Linked DNA regions of Homo sapiens: region 1 is linked to region 2. A link is an interaction called in ENCODE POLR2A ChIA-PET data of the cell type or tissue named here. Cell type or tissue: IMR-90. All regions are shown on one strand. Links, peaks and the distances in the headings refer to the core of each region. The heading gives the core; the rest is flanking DNA. Region 1 overlaps LRP6 (LDL receptor related protein 6). Region 2 has its middle 9.1 kb from the start of APOLD1.

Region 1 (4,393 bases), core at 280-4,279, 540 kb before region 2:
TAGGATTATATGTCTTTAGATTTTCTCTCTGCAATGAATATATTCATCTATATTCATAAATGACATGTACTAGCCACTCTTCTTTAAAATAAGGTTAATCGGCTGGGCGCAGTTGCTCACACCTTAATCCCAGCACTTTGGGGGGCTGATGCAGGTTGATCACCTGAGGTGAGGAGTTTGAGACCAGCCTGGCCAACATGGCGAAACCCTGTCTCTACCAAAAATATAAAAATTAGCAGGGCGTGGTGGCGCGTGCCTGTAATCCCAGCTACCCAGGAGGCTGAGGCAGGAGAATCACTGGAACCCAGAAGGCAGAGGTTGTGGTGGGCCAAGATCGCGCCACTGAACTCCAGCCTGGGCAACACAGCGAGACTCTGTCTCAAAAAATAATAATAAAATAAAGTTAATCATTACGCTTATAGATATGCTTTTGTCTAACACTTTTTTGGGTTGATTTTAGTTCGCATGCCACAAAAATCAAACTTCCTTGCCAATTTCATTATCTTTTCTAACAAAGTTTCATAAGATCTTTCACTTTTTTTCTTTTTTTTTATTATTATACTTTAAGTTCTAGGGTACATGTGCACAACGTGCAGGTTTGTTACATATGTATACATGTGCCATGTTGGTGTGCTGCACCCATTAACTGGTCATTTACATTAGGTGTATCTCCTAATGCTACCCCTCCCCCCTCCCCCCACCCCACAACAGGACCTGGTGTGTGATGTTCCCCTTCCTGTGTCCAAGTGTTCTCACTGTTTAATTTCCACCTATGAGTGAGACATGCGGTGTTTGGTTTTTCGTCCTTGCAATAGGAGATCTTTCACTTTTAAGATTATCAGTAATAGGTTAATCATCACCGTTTTAAGTATTTTGTCATCTACAGATAGTTTTCTGTTTTACTCTAATGCTTCCCTGAAAGCACTTGCAAATCAGCTACAGGCCAGAGTGCACTTGTCTTCAATAAAAAAGGGCTATGGGCCAGGTGTGGTGGCTCACGCCTCTAATCCCCACACTTTGGGAAGCTGAGGTGGGCATATCACTGGAGCCCAAGAGTTCGAGACCAGCCTGGGCAACTTGGCGAAACCCCTTCTCTACCAAAAAATACAAAATTAGCTGGGTATGGTCGCACACACCTGTGGTCGCAGCTACTAGGGAGGCTGAGATGGGAGGATCACTTGAGCCCAGGAGGTCAAGGCTGCAGTGAGCCAAGATTGTGCCATTGCACTCCAGCCTGGGTGACAGAGTGAGACTCTGTCTCAAAAAAAAAAAAAAAAAAAAAAGAAAGAAAGAAAAAGGAAAACTACTACGCCAGGTAACCTGAACACAAGCGTCTGATGGCATCACTTAAATAACTCTGAGACCACACCAGTGGACTGAGTCAAGATTTCCAAACAGCTAGTAGAAAAACAGATGGGTTCGTGAGACTGCTAACACAGATCCAGCAGAACAAGAATTAATTACATAGGACTGAATAAACTGATGAAGGATGATTATGGGTTTCGTTTAAAATATTGCTGATGCCTTAGCGTCCTATTTTCTGGATATAAGGAACCCCTTTCTCTTTTCTCTGAAGCTATCTATAACTCACAACAATTTAAGGAGACTATGTTTTTGTAAACCGAAATAAACACTTATCTTTTTCTCCCCCGTCTTACTCCTCCAGAATTCAAAAACTCTTATTATTTTTATTTTCATGGCAATATAGTTATCTGCAGAGGTTCAATGAGTCTGCCTTCTAGCTGGAAACATTACTTATGCAACCAAGGCTTTGACTGGAATGCCACATTTGAAAATATTCATTTAATCAGGTATGACCAAATACTTCTAAGTTACAGTTGACTTTATGAACCAACGCTTACAGTCCTCTTAGGAAAACTGGCCTGGTAACTGGCTTACAGAGTTCCCAGCCTTGCAGGTGAATTAAGCAAGATCACTTCCCGGCAGGCTCAAAAATCCTAGAATATTTTGGGAACTTCAAGACAGGAATTCACCCAAATTTATAGGTATTACAAGTGAAACCTGATGGTCAGTTCTTGACTTACCTTTATAGTCTCAAGAGGCATTTTAAAGTCCAATCAGATTCCTTAAAAAAACTTTCAGCAAGGCAATATTAAAAGACCTATTATATGATAAATTACTATTATTGCTACACCTATGTAAATAATCAGGCCCAATCTAATGAGATCAACTTCTCAATGACTCTTATTCCATTGTCAACAGTGACTGATTTTGTTTTAAACAACAGGGAGACTGACCAGTGCACATCACAATTGCCCATTACTTACTCATTGACTTGGCTTGAATAAACTTTAGTCAGGATTCTCTTCTCCCCACAAATTCCTAAACTTTGGCTTGCCCTAAGCTTAAGAAAGTAGATGCACAACTTCTTCCCTCATTCTGACCATTAGCTGACTGCAGAAAAAAAAAAAAATGCTTTCCAGTTAAATAGTCCTGGTCATGCAATCTGCTCACCCCTACCTATTTGGCCCACATTCCCACAAAGTTCCTGATAGCCCTGCTTACTTCTCCTTTCTATAAAAAAAAAAAAAGCCTTTTTCGGTTTGATTTTGAAGTGTGTTGCAGATCCTGTAGTAAGCATGTCCTTCTACTGCAAAAATCCTTTCAAATAAAGTCTCTCCTTACCTAAGTCTAGCTTTGTTTTTGCTTTTGGGTTTGGTCACTTTTTTTTTTTTTTTTTTTTTTGAGACAGAGTCTCACTCTGCCATCCAGGCTGGAGTGCAGTGGTGCGATCTCATCTCACTGCAACCTCCACCTCCCAGGTTCAAGCGATTCTCCCTCCTCAGCCTCTCAAGCAGCTGGGATTATAGGCACCACCATGCCTGGCTAATTTTTTTGGATTTTTTTTGTAGAGATGAGGTTTCACTGTGTTGTCCAGGCTGGTCTCAAACTCCTAAGCTCAAGCGATCCTCTGCCACGGCCTTCCAAAGTGCTGGGATTACAGGTGTGAGCCACTGCACCTTGGCCTCAGCTTTGTTTTTATTTACAGTATAAGTACTATGACAAACTACCTATTTGCAAATGCCAAATTTTACATTAATATGTATTTCCCTCTATCAAAGTCATCAGCATCTCTTTCAAAACCACAAGAAGGCCCAGGTAAAATAAGGTACATACAGAAAGTCCTGCACGTAAAATTACTGTCCAGAGTACAAACAATCTGGCTTTAGTCATTCATCTTTCTGATTTATAAAACGAAGGAGTTGGCCCAGGTAATTTCTAATACCTCTTCTATTTTCTTACTCTAGATATGAATTTAGTAAAAAGATTTAACTGCAACAGGACGATTGACAGGGCTATTCAGAAACACGAGATACTGGTAAACTATTTAGTGCTTCTCCAGCAGAAAAACAGGAACTTAAAATATTTTTTAGGCCAGGCGCGGTGGCTCATGCCTGTAATCCCAGCACTCTGGGAGGCAGAGGCGGGTGTATCACCGAGCCCAGGAGTTCAAGGCCAGCCTGAGCAACATGGTGAAACCCCATCTCTATAAAAAATACAAAAACTTAGTTGGAAGGATCACCGGAGCCTGGGAAGGTCCAGGCTGCAGTGAGCAATGATCGCGCCACTGCACTCCAGCCTGGGTGACAGAGACACCAGCTCAAAACAAACAAACAAACATAGGCCAGAGTGGTGGCTCATGCCTGTAATCCCAGCACTTTGGGAGCCAAGGCAGGCAGATCACTTGAGGTCAGGAGGTCAAGACCAGCCTGACCAACATAGCCAAACCCCCTCTCTACTAAAAATACAAAAATTAGCCAGCATGGTGGCACACGCCTGTAGTCCCAGCTACTCAGGAGGCTGAGGCATGAGAATCACTTGAACCCAGGAGGCAGAGGTTGCAGTGAGCAGAGATTGTGCCACTGCACTCCTCCTTGGGTGATGAAGCAAGACTCTGTTTCAAAAAAAACAGATTTTTTTAACGTATCAAAAGCTGAGATTCAGAAATAATTTCTCAAGGTAAAGACTCCAATAATCAAACCCACACTCATTTGAAAGTATTTAATATATCCATACAATGGATTACTCAGCCATTAAAAGGAATGAAGTACTGACACATGCAACATGAATGAACCCTGAAAATGCTAAGTGATAGAAGCTAGACACAAAAGGCCACATATTTTATTCCATTTATATGAAATATTCAGAGTAAGCAAATCCATAGAGACAGAAAGTAAATTCATGGTTACCAGAGGCTGAGGGAAGGGAGAAATGGGAAATGTATGGGTTTTGAGGGAGCAGGGGATGATAAGCGTTCTGGAATGAGATAGTGGTGATGTTTTACAACCCTGTGAGTATACTAAAAGCCACCGAACTAGACATTGTAAAATGGAGATTTTTACTGTATGTGAATTATAGCTCCAAAAAACTT
Region 2 (4,393 bases), core at 100-4,099:
AAAATGATGTTTAATCCAATTTTGTATTTACACTAAAACCCCAGAGGTGGGAGGACAGGCAGGCCTGTGACCTGATTCCCCCTGAGCTTTAGCCATGGGTCACGGCCAAGGCATCTGCCTCCCTTACACACAGGAGCAGCCAGATCCTGGCCTCCTCCAGCATTTGTGTGAATACGGTTGCCAAATTCACCAAAATAATTATAACTGGGAGAAGCTACACAAAAAGGGTAGGGGTGATGTCTAAAGTCTTTCTTTTAGGCGAAACTTCTTTTTCTACGCTCCCCGGTTGATAAGCAGACATTTCTTTCTGCCCTCACTTTTTATTAAAACTGCACTCTCAAAATATCATTTAAAAACAATATTTTTTTCAGTGCTTAAATAAAATGACATTTCAATAATATTGAACATACATGTGGGATATTTAACAATAACAATAGCTAACATTTATTGAGAACTCACTAGATACTCTTCTAAGTACGATTTGACCTGTATCATTTCATTTACCTTACAAAAATCTTATGGTGTGCACACTATAATTACCCTATATTATTAGATAAAGTAAGGAATTTGAGAGGTTGCATTGCCAGCATGAGGTGCCCCAGAATTTGAATTCTGGCAGCCTGACTCCAGAGTTATGCTCTTAGCTATTCTTTTCCTTTTTTTTTTTTGGAGTCTTGCTCTGTCACCCAGGCTGGAGTCCAGTGGCATGATCTCAGCTCACTGCAACCTCCGCTTCCTGGGTTCAAGCGATTCTCCTGCTTCAGCCTCCTGAGTAGCTGGGATTACAGGCGCCCACCACCATGCCCAGCTAATTTTTGTGTGTGTGTGTATTTTTAGTAGAGATGGGGTTTCACCATGTTGGCCAGGCTAGTCTTGAACTCCTGACCTCAAGTGATCCACACACCTTGGCCTCCCAAAGTGCTGGGATTACAGGCATGAGCCGCTGTGCCCATCCAATGCTCTTGGCTTTTCTGATTTTTTTTTTTTAGACGGAGTTTTGCTCTTTTCGCCCAGGCTGGAGTACAGTGGCATGACCTCAGCTCACTGCAACCTGTGCCTCTCGGGTTCAGGCGATTCTCCCACCTCAGCATCCTGAGTAGCTGGGATTACAGGCGCCCACCACCATGCCTGGCTAATTTTTGTATTTTTGGTAGAGACAGGGTTTTGCCATGTTGGCCAGGGTGGTTTTGAACTCCTGGCCTCAGGTGATCTGCCCATCTCAGCCTCCCAAAGTTCTGGGATTACAGGTGTGAGCCACTGCGCCTAGCCAATCCTAGCACCTTGGGAGGCCGAGGCAGGTGGGTTGCTTGAGTCCAGGAGTTAGAGACCAGCCTGAGCAACATGGTGAGACCTCATCTGTACAAATAATTTTTAAATGAGCTGAGTGTGGTGTTGCACACCTATAGTCCCAGCTTCTCAGGAGGTTGAGGTGGGAGGATCACTTAAGCCCAGGAGGTCGAGGTTGCAGTGAACCGTGATTGGGCCACTGCACTCCAGCCAGCCTGGGGAACAGAGCAAGAACCTGTCTCAAAAAAAATAAAAACATCTCCTGGCAGTAACAGTCTCATCTAGGATGAGTAATCTTATGCCAGTAGGCTAGTCAATAAGAAAAAAATAAAATATAGCTTTGCAAGTCACTAGTATTTATAATAAACAGTGTGGGTGTGATTTGAAAGTTATAAAACTTTTGCTCTGATCATAAAAACCTATGTATGGGTTTTTATGGTGGCTGGGCACAGTGGCTCACACCTGTAATCCCAGCACTTTGGGAGGCTGAGGTGGGAGGATCAACTGAGGTCAGGAGTTCAAGACTAGCCTGGCCAACATGGTGAAACCCCGTCTCTACTAAAAATACAAAAATTAGCTGGGCATGGTGGCAGGCACCTGTAATCTCAGCTACTCGGGAGACTGAGGCAGGAGAATCGCTTGAACTCAGAAGACAGAGGTTGCAGTGAGCTGAGATCACGCCACTGCACTCCAGCCTAGGCGACAGAGCAAAACTCTGTCTCAAACAAAACAAAACAAAGCCTATTTACAGAATAATATTTTGTGATGCTCCCCCAAATCTCCCAAACATGGCAAAATTCTGGTGAACAAAACACCTGAAGAGGAAGGACATGATTTATAAGAACTTTTTGCTAACTGTAGATGCGCTGGAACTGAAGTTATCAGTAGAGATGACACAGACATGAATGAAGGAATTACTGGTCGAACAGGCCTATCTAGATCTGATTTTAAAACCTCAAAAAATGAAACTTCTTGGGGTCATTCCATTGAAACTACTACTGACCCTGCTTGTCAAATTTCTTCCTGTTGGGGTGTGTACTCAATTGCAGTCTAGTAGCTTATGGACTAAAAGTGTTGGAGGTATGTGGGTGAGTAGATAGGTATGAATAGGAATAAGATGTTGGGTATCATAAACTATTCAAAATCATAATGCTTTGTGGTTGATTTGAATTTAACATTGTCCCCTGAGGTTTTGCATAGCAAACACAGTTATTTAATTTTAATTCTTTCTAACTTCTCTGTAGCATTTGACTTTGCTGAATACCCAATTCTTTTTCTTTTCTTTTTTTTTTTTTTTTTGAGACGGAGTCTCGCTCTGTCACCAGACTGGAGTGCAGTGGTGCGATCTCGGCTCACTGCAACCCCCACTTCCCGGGTTCAAGTGATTCTCCTGCCTCAGCCTCCCAAGTAGCCGGGACTACAGGCTCGTGCCACCACGCCCGGCTAATTTTGTATTTTTGGTAGAGACGGGGTTTCACCGTGTTGTTCAGGATGGTCTCGATCTCTTGACCTTGTGATCCACCTGCCCCGGCCTCCCAAAGTGCTGGGATTACAGGCGTGAGCCACTGCGCCTAGCCAAATACCCAATTCTTAAAGCACCCTTTTTCTTGAATTCTGTGACACCAGCCTTTCTTATTTAGTTTCCTTGACAGCTTTTTTTTCTCCTCCAGTCTTAAGGTTCAAGTTTCCCTGAGCCTCAGACCCAGGCTGCCATTCCCCTGACCTTGTCACACAGCCCTTCACTGAGCATGTTCGTTTCCAGGGTCTCACCCGTCCTGGACTGGATGTTGGTATGGATGAAACCAGCTCCACGGCCGGGCGCGGTGGCTCACGCCTGTAATCCCAGCACTTTGGGAGGCCGAGGCGGGTGGATCACGAGGTCAGGAGATCGAGACCATCCTGGCTAACGGTGAAACCCTGTCTCTACTAAAAATACAAAAAATTAGCCGGGCGTGGTGGCGGGTGTCTGTAGTCCCAGCTACTCAGGAGTCTGAGGCAGGAGAATGGTGTGAACCTGGGAGACGGAGCTGGCAGTGAGCCGAGATCGCACCACTGCACTTTAGCCTGGGTGACAGAGCAAGACTCTGTCTCAAAAAAAAAAAAAAAAAAGAAACCAGCTCTAAAGGATTCTTTGGGGTCAAGTTGAATTTGGTGGGTATTATGTCAAATGAAAACAAATGAAATCATTGTCTGAATGAAAAAGGTTGCAGGAAGAGTGCACCAAAACAAAAGCCCTATCTGCGTTCCTACTATGCCATTCCTCTCATTGAAGTTCTATACCTGACTCCAGCCAGATGCAGTCTTGCTCTAATCTGAATGTCTAAGAGCAATCTGTGTGTCTCTTATGCAGACGTATCACTTGATACATTTTATTAAATATATATGTGCCTACCCCAAGGCTCTTAAGGACAGAAACCACATCACAGATATTGTTAAATCTCCCAGTGTCTCTTCAGCTCCCGCCACAGGAGATGCCCAGTAGCATTTATTGACTGAACAAGCACAGTTTATCCTCATGGATATGCTGGCATTCCTTCTCAGAACATCTGAAGCTAAATTTATCTGTAAAACTGGCCCAGTTTCACAACTCTTCTACTTCTACCAAAGGCAACATCAGTCTACCAGTGGCCTACCCGGAAATATCATCATCTCCAAATCTTCCCCTTTCTTACTTCTCTGATATACTTTTCTTTTCTTTTCTTTTCTTTTTTTTTTTTTTGAGACAGGGTCTCCCTCTCTCACGTGGGCTGGAGTTCAGTGGTGCGACCATGGCTCACTATAGTCTCAACCTCCCACTGTGATCCTCCCACCTCAGCCTCCAGAGTAACTGGGACCATAAGTGCTCACCACCATGCCCGGCTAATTTTTGTATTTTTAGTAGAGACGGGGTTTTGCCATGTTGCCCAGGCTGGTCTCGATCTCCTGAACTCAAGCAATTCGACTGCCTTGGCCTCCCAAAGTGCTGGGATTATAGGCATGAACTAACACTCCTGGCCACTCTAATATATTTTTGCCAAAGTATTTCCTTCCCATTAAATGTCTCTGCCATCCATTTTGATCCAACCCACTGCTATCACAACCATCTAGGCTTTACCTCCTAATACCT

Evidence for each region. ChIA-PET counts read pairs that join two places held together with the same protein. Peaks named below come from ENCODE experiments on the same cell type or tissue, not always from the same donor. Only the 100,000 strongest peaks of a DNase experiment are listed, where the experiment ranks them.
Region 1: POLR2A ChIA-PET joins it to region 2 with 6 read pairs; 2 of 35 experiments call an interaction of 5 or more read pairs at or near these places.

Annotation. Positions count from the first base shown.
Region 1 is chr12:12,252,883-12,257,275 of GRCh38, forward strand. All of the region lies in intron 1 of LRP6 (LDL receptor related protein 6), which reads right to left. Among named protein-coding and RNA genes, the nearest start is that of LRP6, 12 kb to the right of the region's middle. In IMR-90, for the core only: no CTCF peak of the experiment used is centred there; a DNase peak (open chromatin) is centred at 2,329.
Region 2 is chr12:12,792,560-12,796,952 of GRCh38, forward strand. No RefSeq gene overlaps it. Among named protein-coding and RNA genes, the nearest start is that of APOLD1, 9.1 kb to the left of the region's middle. In IMR-90, for the core only: no CTCF peak of the experiment used is centred there; no DNase peak of the experiment used is centred there.